2 separate regions of the Homo sapiens genome follow, and region 2 is linked to region 1. A link is a contact called in ENCODE Hi-C data. All regions are on one chromosome and are shown on one strand. Each heading gives the region's core, a stretch centred on a gene start or an enhancer-like site at or near the end of the contact. The rest is flanking DNA. Distances are from core to core; before and after follow the strand shown. Region 1 holds the start of RERE-AS1 (RERE antisense RNA 1). Region 2 overlaps ERRFI1-DT (ERRFI1 divergent transcript).

What was found. A loop is a pair of places that touch in the nucleus more often than their neighbours do. Pooled maps may share reads with other maps.
Region 2: a pooled map shows a loop between it and region 1 (6-fold over the local background). The contact joins the enhancer-like site here to the promoter of RERE-AS1 in region 1. A Hi-C loop is called at or near these places in 4 of 37 single-sample maps with no recorded cell type and 6 of 50 pooled maps.

What each region holds. Positions count from the first base shown.
Region 1 is chr1:8,421,003-8,427,693 of GRCh38, forward strand. It overlaps RERE-AS1 (RERE antisense RNA 1), which reads left to right and starts at 3,643. Exons shown (of 4, transcript NR_125999.1): 1 at 3,643-3,699. It overlaps RERE (arginine-glutamic acid dipeptide repeats), which reads right to left. Exons shown (of 23, transcript NM_001042681.2): 12 at 1,725-1,805. RefSeq lists silencers at 2,443-2,782, 3,093-3,232.
Region 2 is chr1:8,093,284-8,099,974 of GRCh38, forward strand. All of the region lies in intron 2 of ERRFI1-DT (ERRFI1 divergent transcript), which reads left to right. Among named protein-coding and RNA genes, the nearest start is that of ERRFI1-DT, 70 kb to the left of the region's middle. RefSeq lists enhancers at 1,186-2,385, 3,398-4,597, 3,963-4,012. Within about 2 kb of position 4,213, at least 18 of the 41 ENCODE cell types and tissues checked have a DNase peak (open chromatin) inside an H3K27ac peak, as active enhancers do.

The DNA of each region.
Region 1 (6,691 bases), core at 2,393-4,892:
CTACGGAGATAAAACACTAAGTAAAATTACCGAGCATTTCCAAATGCCAGATGGTAGAATTTAGATTTAATGCTTAATCTTCCAATTATGAATTTATTTTTTAAAACTGAAAGATAAAATAATTGTCAAGATAGTTCTGTATCAAATTCTTCATGGTTTGCAACTTTTAGCAGAGCAGAGACAGAGAACTTGAGAGGCTACAATCTGAGCGATCAGGAGAAATCTACTCACTGATCTCTTTTTTACTCAGCCAAACCAAACTTCCTACACTCGGGCAAAGGCATTTTAATTTTTAATCATATCAAACTTCAAGTCACTGAAATCCCCAGAAAACTTAAAATATGTATCTCAATATTCCATATTAAATAACTCTACCCTGTTCTGGGAAGGGTAAGAAATAAGTTGATTATATAGATTGGCATCATAATACATCTTAGTTTAATGTTCATAAACAGGTTTCTCTCTCTCTGTTTTTTACCATTCTCAATATGATCCATCCTAGCATATGAGATGCGTAATACTTAAATTTAATTGTCATTGACTGATGCAAATCATCCATTTATATATACAAGACTATACTTGAAATCACAAAACCCTTCTTCCCCATGAGTTATCACTGTCCTTGAGGTACTATACAGTAAGTGTCCAGAAAAACAGCTCATTTTTAAAAAGACAGAATTAAACAAGAGGAAATCAGTAAACAACATCCAATTAAAAAATTAAGCCAAAAAACCCAAATTATCCGCATACTTTTATAGTAGATATTCTTGCATCCATCTCCCACCTCCACTCCCTAAAAAAGCAGCTCAATGTCTAGGCAGATTAAACATGGATCACTCCTCCCAAAGTCCTGAAGAGTGTTTCTGGTTAATGAGTCCTCCCTTCGCCTTCAGACAGTGGAGTGGCTGCTCCAACTCCATCCCATCTGCCCTATCCCGTGGCCTAGCCAGAGGGAAGACTCTCTCCCCATCTGCCTCTACACCACCAGGGAAGGAGATGAGGAGGGAGGCAACCACAGGGAAATGAGAATGAATCCCTTCCCCGCATTCTCTTCATATAATTTCACTCTGTATTTTCCTCAGCAAATCCTTCTACCTCACGTTTATCGGGCACATTTGTCAGCTCTGACCCCCAGCTTTGTGAAATACTAAGTAGTTTTTTGTAAAGCTCCATTTAAGCAATTTATAAGATCCCCTTGTACATCTGTCCAGTGGAAAGTGCAAACTCTCAGGGATAGAATATTAAAGAGTTAAAACTCCTCTTCAAAACAGAGCAACATTGAAAAATGGAAAAAATCCCCCAGAACTCAAAGTATAATAAGCCACAAACCTCTGGTTTGGTTGATGATTTCTGCCAATTACCAAATTCAAACTAGTGATAAAATGCTATTTCCTATTCCAGCCACTATGTTTAAAATTTGATGTTAACTCTCCAACAATCCTTCCCCCACAACTAACCCTCTGTTCCCAAAGACCTTTCTGTTCTCAGAGTTACAACAGAAGTCTATGTTCTCCAGGCGGATAAGCATAATCTGTCACTTTACTATCTAAAAATTATGAACTCAAATTAAAAGTCAAGGGAGTAAAACGGAGAGAATTCTGGAGGCCAGCCCGAGTCTGAGCACAGCGCAGGGTTAAAGGAAACCATTTCATAAGATCAAATGTGGAGAGGCAGCAGGAGCAAAGAGGAAAAAATCAAGTTACATAAAGTCCAATTGTACTCACTGTTTCCTTATTGGGAAGCAGCTCCTTTCTAATTCTGAAGAAGTTCTTCCCGTACTGCCTGAGTCCCTTAACGAAGCGTTTCTGTGATAAAAAGAAACAAATGGGATGTAAAAACCAAAAACAAAACAGGATGTCAGCAAAGCAAAGATATCTACAATCAGCAGAATAACAACCACAAAAAAAGTCTCGGCTAGGGAATACTGCCGAGGCTCGGAGAGTATGTCAGCAGCTCAGCTGGGACCCACTGGCCAGGGCAGGCCCCAGCTACCTTCATCAGAACCCCAATCCCACCCACCACGCAGGGCAGCGCGTTTAAGAGAAGGACGTCCTGCGTCTGAGGCTAAGAAGCAATCTGTCCCCCTCTTCCACCAGGCACACATTCTGGTGCACGAAGGTATAAATATGCTCCATGTTTTAATAAAACACAACTGCTTTCCCACCTGAGAACCAAGCTTCCCAGAAGTGTCGAGCAGAAAGGGGAAACAGAACCAAACCCGGTGACTCTTCTCCAGAAGGGAACCCTAGGGGGTTAAAAGGCCGCTTTCCTTAATCCAAAGAATTTGCCAGGAGGCACCGGAAGGCACCAGTATCACAGAAGCCCACCGGGAACACGAAAGCCAGCGGGCCTGCCCCACCGTCCGTCATTAAAAGCCACTCCGAGACACCAGAGAATAACCAGCACCCCTTCCGCCCTCCCGACGCCACTCGCCGCCCCCATCCATTTTCGCAGCAGACTCGTCCCTAACCCCAGCCCGGAGACTTTCACTTTGTCCCATGCCTCCCGAGCACCCCTCCCCGCCCCGGTGGGGGCAGCTCCTGGCTCCGAGCCCCCACCTCGGGGCTCCCAGCCTGGTCCCGGGCGGCCGACCCCAGCAGCCACAGGTAAGCGCCCGGGGTCCGGGGCGGCAAGAGGCCGTCGCCTGTCACTGGGCTCCGGCTCCACAAAGCGCAGGGCGGAGGCGGCCGCGGGTGGCTCGGCGTGTGACCGCGGCGGGGCCGCGCGGCGCGGGGCCCGGGGGGCGCGGGGCTGGGGCCGCCGCTGACGGGGGAGGAGGCAGGAGCGCGGCGCGCAGAGCCCGGCGCGGCCGCGGGCGGCTGCAAAAGGCGGCCTGGATTGCCGCCGCCCTCCTGTCCGCCAGCCGGGGCCCCGCGCCCCGGCCCCGGCCCCGCCCCCGGCCCGACCCCCACCCCGAGGCCGGAGCCTCCAGGGCACCCGGCGCTGGAATCTGTGTCCTCCTTCCGGACAGGAGAACATCAAGGCGGTAAAGCACAGAAACTTCCTCCCTACCGCAGCAAGCGTGGGGAGAGGGCGCCCACAGGGCTGGGGCCCTTCCCAGGCTGCTGGGTCTCCAGCCCACGTTCCGGATGGACGAAGTCGGCTGCGCCCCGGCCGCACGCCCTCCGCCCCAACCCCGCCTCAGCTGCGAAACGGGGGGCTGGCCCCGACGCCCCCCGCGGTCCCTTCCGGCCCGCGATTGTGGGCGGCCTCTCCCTGGCGGCCCAGGCATTAGCCTGCACTTCCCCGGCCGCCGCTTCACAACTAAATCACCGCGGAAGCTTCCCAGCCAATAAATCACCTGCCCACCGGGCAGAGGGTCCCTCCCACTCCCTGTGTTTGAGACCCGCCAGGCGGATTCAGTGAAGGGCCAGACTTAGCCTTTTAAGACCAGTCTGCAACCTCCTACTCCAGTAGTGGAGGCTTTGCGTTTTTGAATTTCACCCTTGCTGAGATATGACTCATCATTGTCAATTTTCAATATAATTCATACAGTTCGAAGGGAAAATCTCTCAAGGCACAAGAAAGCAGCAAGCTCTCCTCTAGTGTGAGGAGTGACCTTTGTTACTTGACAAAAGTATCGTTTATATGATCAACAGGCATCCTACGCTGTGTGCACACAGCATATCACCGGGAGAGACGGCACGGAAAGATGGCCCTGCCCTCAAGGAGCTGCAGTCTGCCCAGGAAGGCAGACAGGTAAACAAACCAGTCCTAGGGCCTGCAAGAAAAGCAGCAGAGGAACAAAGGGTGGTGGGTGAAGCTAGGAAGAGGAAGCAACTTACTCTGCTTGCTGATGTCTTAGAGGAAGTGACAAGGAAGAGTGTGAGCCTGCCAGGTGGGCTCCAGCAGGGCTTCCAGCAGAAGTCAGCCAGGAAAAGGCACAGGGAACATTCTGGGAACTGCAAGGAGGACAGGGTGTGCAGAATGGAGTGCCAGCAGATAAGACGAAAGAGGCAGGCAAGGATCCGGTTGCAGAGAGCCCTTCAGGCCGCACGGAAGAGTTCCTAATTGTAGGCTGGCAGAAAGGCTGAAGCTGGAGCTTTCCATGAAAAGACTGGATGAGGACTGTGCCAGTGGCAGTGTGGCCTAAGTGTAGATTAGGGACAGACCAGTTAAAGAGGCTGCTGACACAGTTCAGGTATGAGATGAGGACCTCAACTACTGGCACACTCCACCTCAGTAATCAGAATTCCTGCCGCTTAATCCATTCTTCAAGTATTCAGGTATTTACTGAGCACCTAGCTGAGAGGGGTCTAGGAAGATAATAAAGGTTGCCATGGACCTTTACTGAACTGTGATTCATTTTTGCACGTAAGATAAGTATGTGTGAAGTCATTACAGAACATTCTGAGATGTCATCTGGCCAAGCATAAAGAAGTGAGGTGCAGCTCATCAGTGCAGCAAGGGACCCAAGAAGGCTAGACTGCAGTGGTCTGTAGTAGTTCAGAATGCCTTCGCCAAGGCAGTGACATCAGCGAGATCACAAGGGGTGGGCAACTATTGCAGGGGTGGGAGGTGGCTTGGTGACCGGGCCCTCCGTGAAGGTCAGAGGTGGAGAATGGGAGGTGGGTTACAGGGGACAGTCTACACAGACTTGGGGCGGGCAATCTGGAGTGAGCCAGGCTGTGGAACGCCAGGACCATGCAATCGGAACGTGGGCTTGATACCAAGTGACATCTAACAGGTCCAGTAAAAGAGGCCTACACAATAAAGGCAGCATGTGAGAAAGGCTGACTCTGGAACATCAGGGTAAGGTGGCAGAGTTGGACAAACAAATTCAGATCCTGTTTCTTCCATTTATTGTGATGCAATCCTTTGAACATCATCCATTCAACCAATAGTTACTAAGTACCTACTATATGCCAGGAGCCTCATATATATTAATTCGAAATCTTTACAACCTAAGAAGAAGTACAATTATTATCCCCATTTTACAGACAAGGAAGCTGAGGCACAGATAGGTAACTAGATCAACTCCTCAGAGACAAAGCCAGAATTCAAACTTAAGCCCCCTCAAATCCTCAGAGCCACACTCTGTAAAATGCAGGCAGGCGTCTACAGTGGTAACTATTTTCTGTTACCATTTTCTATGAGTCTGTACTTTCCTCTTCTCGGGTCCAATGTCAAATCATAAAGTCCTCAGTATTCTTCCTAAGAAGTGTCTTTCAGCCGGGCGCGGTGGCTCATGCCTGTAATCCTAGCACTTTGGGAGGCTGAGGCGGGCAGACCACAAGGCCAGGAGATCGAGACCATCCTGGCTAACACAGTGAAACCCCGTCTCTACTAAAAATACAAAAAATTAGCTGGGCATGGTGGTGGGCGCCTGTAGTCCCAGCTACTGGGGAGGCTGAGGCAGGAGAATGGCGTCAACCCGGGAGGCGCAGCTTGCAGTGAGCCGAAATTGCGCCACTGCACTCCAGCCTGGGCGACAGAGACTCTGTCTCAAAAAAAAAAAAAAAAAAAGTGTCTTTCAACGCCCTCCTTTCCTGCTCATGCTAGTGGCAGTCCCAGGCCAGACCTTTATCTCTCTTTCCTAATAACTAGGCTATTAACCATCTCCCCCATCCAGCCATTTAAAAGCCTCTGCCAAGGAATTTTTCCCAACTATAGATTTCATCCTGAGTCCCACTTTATCTGGCCCTTAGCCCCTACCTAAGAACAGCATGGTGGTCTCTGCAGGACAGTGTTTACACTCCTTAGCCCTGAATTCAAGGCCCTCCAGGATCCTGGCCCTGCCCACCTTTCCAGCCAGATGTCCAGTAATGCCAACTGGCCCACACTGGGGGACCTCTGTCTCAACTCCAGAATCTGGGTAAGGCATCTCCACGTTCACCTCAAAATCTCTCCTACTCCCAAATGAAACCAGATGTCCAGTTACTCTCTCATTAGTTTATTTATTTGTATAAGGCCTGCTTACCCAAAAAGTCCATAAACTCTTAAAATAATTACATCTTACACCTAGTGCCTCCATATAACACTAGGCAGTTGATGCTCACCACATTTTTTGTCTCCTTTAAAAATTATTTATTTATTAACGATGAGGTCTCACTATATTGCCCAGGCTGGTCTCAAACTCCTGGCCTCAAGCAATCCTCCCGCTTTGACCTCCCAAAGTGTTGAGATTACAGGTGTGAGTCACCGCACCCGGACAAGTGAAACCAACCATGAGATGCTGAGGGCCTGGGCTAGGGTGGTCACAGTGGAAATGGACTGTTGAAAGCCAGAAGGTCCATTTTGAACTCTCCTAACAGAGCTGACCTCTTGCTCCATGATGCCAAACTCTCCTAGTTTTGCTCATACCACTTGGCCTAATTCTCTACTCAACCTCTAAATGCTGGAGTCTCCCCAAAGCTTTGTCCTAGGGCTTTCTGCTATATATATCCTCTCCCCATATGATCTCCACTGTTCCCTTGGCTCTAAATATCTTTCGAGATTGTCACTGGTATTTCTAAGACTAAATCTATGGTCCAAGTCCACTGGGAACACTCAACTTGAACGTTTCACAGGTATCTCAAACTAATTACTTCCAGAAATAGGAATTTGACATCTGGTGGTGAACACAGACCTACCACAGCTGTCAATGTATGTCAATATAATGCTATCAAGAGCAAAAGCACCCTTGGCCCCACTTTAAAAAAAAAAAAAAAAAAAAAAGGAAGTAAAAGCTTCATGTGGCCTGTACTGTTAC
Region 2 (6,691 bases), core at 2,963-5,462, 330 kb before region 1:
ATTTTTTTTTCCAAGAAGAAAACAAAGTTAACTGGGCATGGTGGCATGCACCTCTAGTCCTAGCTACTCAGGAGGCTGAGGCAGGAGGAGTGCTTGACCCTGGAAGGTGGAGGCTGCAGTGAACTATGATCGCGCCCCTGCACTCCAGCCTGAGTGACAGAGCAGACTCTGTCTCCAAAAAAAAAAAAAAACAAAAAGTCTGTTGCTTTAAGTGCTTTGTTTATTCATCCAACAGATAGTTTTTGATAATATACTGTGTTGGGCGCTGCAAGGTATAAAAAGATGAGTAAGACACGGCTCCTATCACCAGTGAGTTTATAATCTAACAGGGAAATAACTATACAATCAGGCAGTTTGTGATATGTGTCATGGGCATTCATGAAAGTGGCAGAGGTCAGGGGGCGGGGGTCCCTTCCAGCTGGGAGGAATAGGGATGCTTTGTGGAGGAACTGGCATCTGAGCAGGAGGCAGCCGTGCATTCACATTGAGGGGATAAGAAGCTAGGAGACTGTTGGTGAGGCCTCACAGGGAGGCTCCACCTGGACTGGACTTTGGAGGCCAGGTCATTCATTTGACACAGAGGAGACTGAGGAGACATTACGAGCCAAGAGCCAGCCCTGAACACGGTATGGGTGTGTTACAGGGGGGCCATCAGGTAGACCGGAGCAGGAGAGAGTTCTGACGATGTAGAATTGGGCAGGTTTTACGTCTGAATGTCAGGTTGCGGAGTCTGCAGGTGGTGGAAAAGTATCAAAGATTTCTGAGCAACGGGCATTTTGGGGCAACAAATCTGGCAGTGAGGTCTAGGATAAACCAAAGGGCAAACGAGACAAGAAACGAGGAGACTCTTGAGATAGTGCAAGTTAGAGGTGAGGAACCAGGATGGATGGGAAAATGACAGGAGAGGCAGGTGAAGATGTCATTTCAAAGGAAGCAAATGAACACGGTTTGAGCAGTATAAACCCTGAAGAGCCATAAAAGCAAAATCTAAATATCAGGGATTATTGAAGGGAAGGAAGAGGGAAGCTGCAGGGTCAGCGTGAGGCTGGAAGTGGAGGCATGGAACAGGGAAGCTGGGAGATGCAACCTCAGTCTGGCAAATCATTATAGACTCTAACCATCAGCATGGTGGAGACCAACTGGTCCCTCCTGCCAGTTGCGTATCTTGAACTCTTCAGGTATGTAACTGATAAATGGCAGCTAGGGTTTCTCAACGCCTCATCCACTCGGAGCCATCTAATCTCCGTCAACACGGTCAGATGTCTGGTTCCTGCTGCTTGGCCTTATTTCCACGGGCTGTCCATGTCAGCATGGAAGTGAGCACTCGTGCAGCTTTGGTGGAGAATAAAGGTCATGTACATACGTGCTCATTTCTAAATGAGCTGTAATTATATTTGCATCTCAGGACTCCATGACTCACCTCTGCCCTTATTAACTCCACCCAGTGATCTGCCTCTTGCATTCAAAGATGAAGTCACTCCATCCACTTCACTTTTCAAATCTTGGCAGAGCTTTCATGATGATTTTTTTCTTTGAAAGGAATCCAAAAGTTTGGATACCAAACTTTCAGAGCCATCAAGGGCTCCTAGGGAGACGCGTCCATCCCCAAATGTGAGGTGTGTTGTGTTGTGTGTTTCTTGCTGAGACATGGTGAGCTCCTCCACATCAGAGGGCAAAGTGCCCATGGGCAGCAAATGTGCTTGTCACGTTGAACTTTAACCAAAGATCAAAAAGCATGGCGGAGATTCGAGTTTCTTAATCTAAGTCGGTTTAAACTCCTGGTGAGAGGGGAGAAGCAAAACAAATATGAGCGTGACATCCTGCTTTTAGCGCTGAGAGCCGTGGTTCACAGGAAAAGGCTGTGAATCAGAAGGGGCCAAGAGCTCATCCTCTGGTCAGCACAAGCGATGTTTTCCACAAGGGAATGAGCCGAAGTGAAGAAGGCAGAAAAACACTGGAATCCCTTAAAATGCCTTGTTGTAAACACACGTCTCAAGTATTTGTTGAGTATTTACTATGGTGAGGAGATTGTCTTAAGTGCAAAGAAGACATAGTTTCTGCTCTTTTGGATTTACATTAGACAGTTACTAAGATAAATGGGAGGATCTGGAGATGAGGATTTTTCATTGTTTGTGGATGTGGGAAGCAGTCTTCACAGATGCAGTATTGGAGACCAGTATCCTTGGTAACAATGGTGAAATTATTTATTTTCTCTAAAAAATTGTGATTTTTAAAATACTTTAACTATCAGATACTAGAAACATAAAATAATGATTCCCAGTTGCTAAGATTCATATCGGCTAAACATTCACGAGGTTCCTATAACATGCCCTCACATACCTTACCTTATTCCGTGACCGCAACAACTTTGTGAGATCGTTTTATCACCCCCATTTTACAGATGAGGAAACTGAGTCTTGGAGAGGTCAAATAACCTCCCCAACCTCCTACTAGTAAGTGGCAGAACAGGGATCAAAACCCCAGGTCTTCTAGTCATAAATTCTCTGCCTTCCACTCTATCAAAGCTGCCCCATGAGGAAAAAACACCTAAAATTGACTCATCTCTATGCCTATGGAAAAAACCTACCTAACCCCTGAAGTCAAGGAAACTTAAAATTCTCCTGCCAGATAGACTTCAGCGCTGAAGGACTTTAGGTTTCAGAATCCCTTCTTATACACCACTCCCACTTTGGGGTCTAATGAGGCTACCACATGAAATCTATCAAGCAAATCTGAGATTTTCAGGGCAAATTGAAAAATCCATAATGTTTACATGGTCTAGATAAATTGTTATTGTTTATTTATATTCCAATTTCCTAAGAACTGATAGTAAAACTATCCTTACATGAACATGAAGAAAATTTCCAACACTCCAATATTATTTGTATCTACCTGTACTATCTCCAAGCTTTCCAGTTGAAAAATATAAAATCTGTGTTACTATTGGCCTCTGTCCCTTATTCCTGGACCTGGGCGTTAGCCTAGAGTCGCTCTGAAGTTAATGATTAAAATCTTTGAGTGGACATTCTCCACCGTTTCTTGGAAGCATTCTTGAGTTACCCGTTAGTTTCCAGTCTTAAACAGAGAAATACAGATACCACCTATTGGTAATGGTTTTTAGATCATGAATCTCCTTGTGGGATTACTTTGGAACATCTCCCCGCTCTTTATCGGCAGGCCGGATGGTGAAGGTCACTTCATCCTTTATCAGATTGTTATTCAACCACAATCCTTCTTTCAAGGATTCAGAAATACACAGGTTTCTACTAAAAGAAACGTCCATATCTTTAACCAATGCCTGTTTCTAGCACATTTCTCTAAGCGTAATTCTTTTTATCATCCAGATTCTTATGATTCATTCAAAAGAAATTTAGAGCCAAATCTGGCTTTTAAGCAAATATTTCTAACAAACTGACCTATTTTAGTATCACTCACCATAAGGTTATTTCAGGATGGTGAATGACAATATGCCAATGAACAGCAGAGGCTACCTTTTTTGATTCCTAAACAACCAGATTTTGTGAGACTACGTTTTTCTTCAGTGATTCATAATCAGTTTTGCAATTTGAAAGCAGTTTATGAGTCATTCAGTTTATGAATTTGTTGTCACTTCCTTAGAAAAGGGCTCCCTTTCCTTATAGCTTTTCAAGTTTAATTCAGTCGCCTGAAAGCTTTCATTTAACCTCAGTTTTTTCTGCTCCATGAAGAAAAACGATGTTATATATCCATTTTACTGTTACTATCAGGTAAGAAGGCCTAGGGACTAGTGACATCAATTCCACGAGCCATCAGTGTCCTGGGCTTTTAATTCACAGAAGAATGGATAGTTGTAATGAAAAAAAAATCTTATAAAAATACCAGTCCTGTTTTCTAAGTTTTAAATACAGATTCTCTGTTTTTAGTTATCTTGTTTCTGCTTCCCAATGCAATAAACTCTAGCCACCTGCAGGACTGCTGGATATTCTGATCTCTCCCTAGGATGAAAGAGCCACTTTAACTGGAAATCTTTACAACAAAACACCCTCAACTATTCAAGGAAGAAATTCGGTAGACTTCCATGCACGAGGCCTTTGAGAAGAGAAAATAGGCCCTCGTTCAGGCCCAGACAGATCATTGACAGCGTTTTTGGATTCCTTTTTTGATCAGGAAATTAGATCAACATCCTTATAGGGAAAGGTTCATTTGGGGCACAGGTGGGGCTCTTTAGTTAAAGTGTCTACTTCTCAGTCCATATTAGGCAACAGGAACTGCCTGAAAGGCACTTATTTTTCATTCTGTGTCATTCAACCATAAATGACTCAGTTCTGATATTATTTACCAAGCTCCTGTTGAACTCATAGGAGAGGCAGCTGTGCAGCACTCGTAATGCTAATCTTAATATAGTCTCAGCAGGGTATGCAGTCAGTGAGAAGTAAGACGGGTCATTTTTCCTTAAGATCATATTAATTAACTAGCTGACTCATCTCCCAGGAACTGGATTGAGTCCTCAAAATGCTTCATTTCTAAAATCATGGAGGCTTAATCTAAGTAATTTTACTGTCATCTGGTAAAGCTTATTAAAGCTTAAGGGTTTTTTTTAAAAGGCACACTTGAAAACTTAGAGGATTAGAGAAACTAAGGTAATTTTAGTAGCAGCAATGAGTATTTCATTTTTAACATTTAAACATTAATCTGGCATTCTGAAAGGCCTGAGATCTTATTGCTTCTTAAAATAGGCTTTGTTTTTTAGAGCAGTTTTAGGTTCACAGCAAAATTGAATGGAGAGTTCCCATATACTCCCTGCCCACGCAGGCACAGACTCCCCACTGCCAGTGTGCTGTACCGTAGTGATAAATTTGCTGCAATTGATTAACTCGCATTGGCACATCAGTATCACCCGAAGTCCACAGTTTACATTAGAGTTCACTCTTGGTGTTGTACATTCTATGGATTTTGACAAATGGATAAAAACACTTATCTACCATTATAGTATCATACAGAATAGTTTCACCGTCTTAAAAATCCTCTGTGCTTACCCACTCAGATCTTATTTTTAGTTTCAAAGTTAATGATCTAAATATGAGAACTGAAATCTGCAAATTTAAAAAAGCACAAGAACCCAAGTGTTTAACTTAAAATCAATGGTTCTTAAAAATCATTAATATAATGTAAAAATACTAAATATTAAATTTCAACATTAATCTTGAGATTTAATTAATTCAAAACATATGTCTGAAATGTACCTTTGCAGTAGCCATGAAAAAAATGTGTTACCTAAGTAAATAGTTTAAGTGTCTGAGAAACTTTTGGCCAAGGGACTGCAGTCACTATTGCTAATTCCCTGCTATCTGGAACTTAGCTACAATTAAGCAAATAAACAACAACAACAAAGGACAGAAAAATCTCTGAAAAATCCCCCCAAATTAGGAAAATAAGCAACACAGTTCTTTTCTTTTCTTTTTTTTTTTTTTTTTTTTGAGATGGAGTCTCTCTCTGTCACCCAGGCCGGAGTGCAGTGGCATGGTCTTGGCTCACTGAAACCTCCACCTCCTGGGTTGAAGCAATTCTCCTGCCTCGGCCTCCAGAGTAGCTGGGATTACAGGCATGTGCCACCATGCCTGGCTAATTTTTTTGGTATTTTTAGTACAGACAGGGTTTCACCATATTGGCCAGGCTGGTCTCGAACTCCTGACCTTGTGATCCACCAGCCTCAGCCTCCTAAAGTGCTAGGATTACAGGCATGAGCCACTGCACCCGGCCCAGCAACACATTTCTAAATAATTCATGAGTCAAAGAAGAAATTACAATGGAAATTAGAAAATATTTGAACTGAATGAAAATGAAAACACAATTTATCTAAATTTGTGACATGCAGCTAAAGTGGTGCTTAGAGGAAAGTTTATAGCAGCATTAAATACATATATTGGAAAAAAAGAAAGGTCTAAAATTAATGATCTAATCTCCTACCTTAAGAGACTAAAAAAAGAAGAGCAAATTAAACCAAATATAAGCATAAATAAAGATAAGAGTGAAAACTAATGAAAGAGAAGATGATAAAACAATAGAGAAAAATCAGTAAAATCAATAGCTAGTACTTTGAAAAGATTAATAAAAGTTATACCCCCTAGCCAGACTGATCAAGAAAAAAAAAAAGAGGAAAAACACAAATTACCAAAATCAGGAATGAAAGGCCATCACCATAGATCCTACAGACATAAACAGATTATAAGGGGATATTTTGAATAAATTGATGCCAATAAATTTCAAAATTTAAAGGAAATAGAAAATTTCTTTGAAAGATAAAAATTACTAAAACTGATTTGAGAAGAAATAGAAAATCTTAGTAGCCTTATATCTATTAAGGAAATTATTATTAGTTACTATTATTATTTTGAGACAGATTCTCACTCTGTCACCCAGGCTGGAGTGCAGTGGCATGATCTCAGCTCACTGCAACCTCTGCCTCCTGGGTTCAAGCGATTCTCCTGCCTCAGCCTCCCAGGTAGCTGGAATTACAGGTGCCTGCTACCATGCCTGGCTAATTTTTGTATTTTTAGTAGAGACGGGGTTTTGCCATGTTGCCCATGCTGGTCTCAAACTCATGGCCTCAAGTGATCCCCCGCCTCGGCTTCCCAAAGTGCTGGGATTACAGGCATGAGCCACCACGCCCGGCCTATTAAAGAAATTAAATTTGTAATTTAAAAACTTCTGA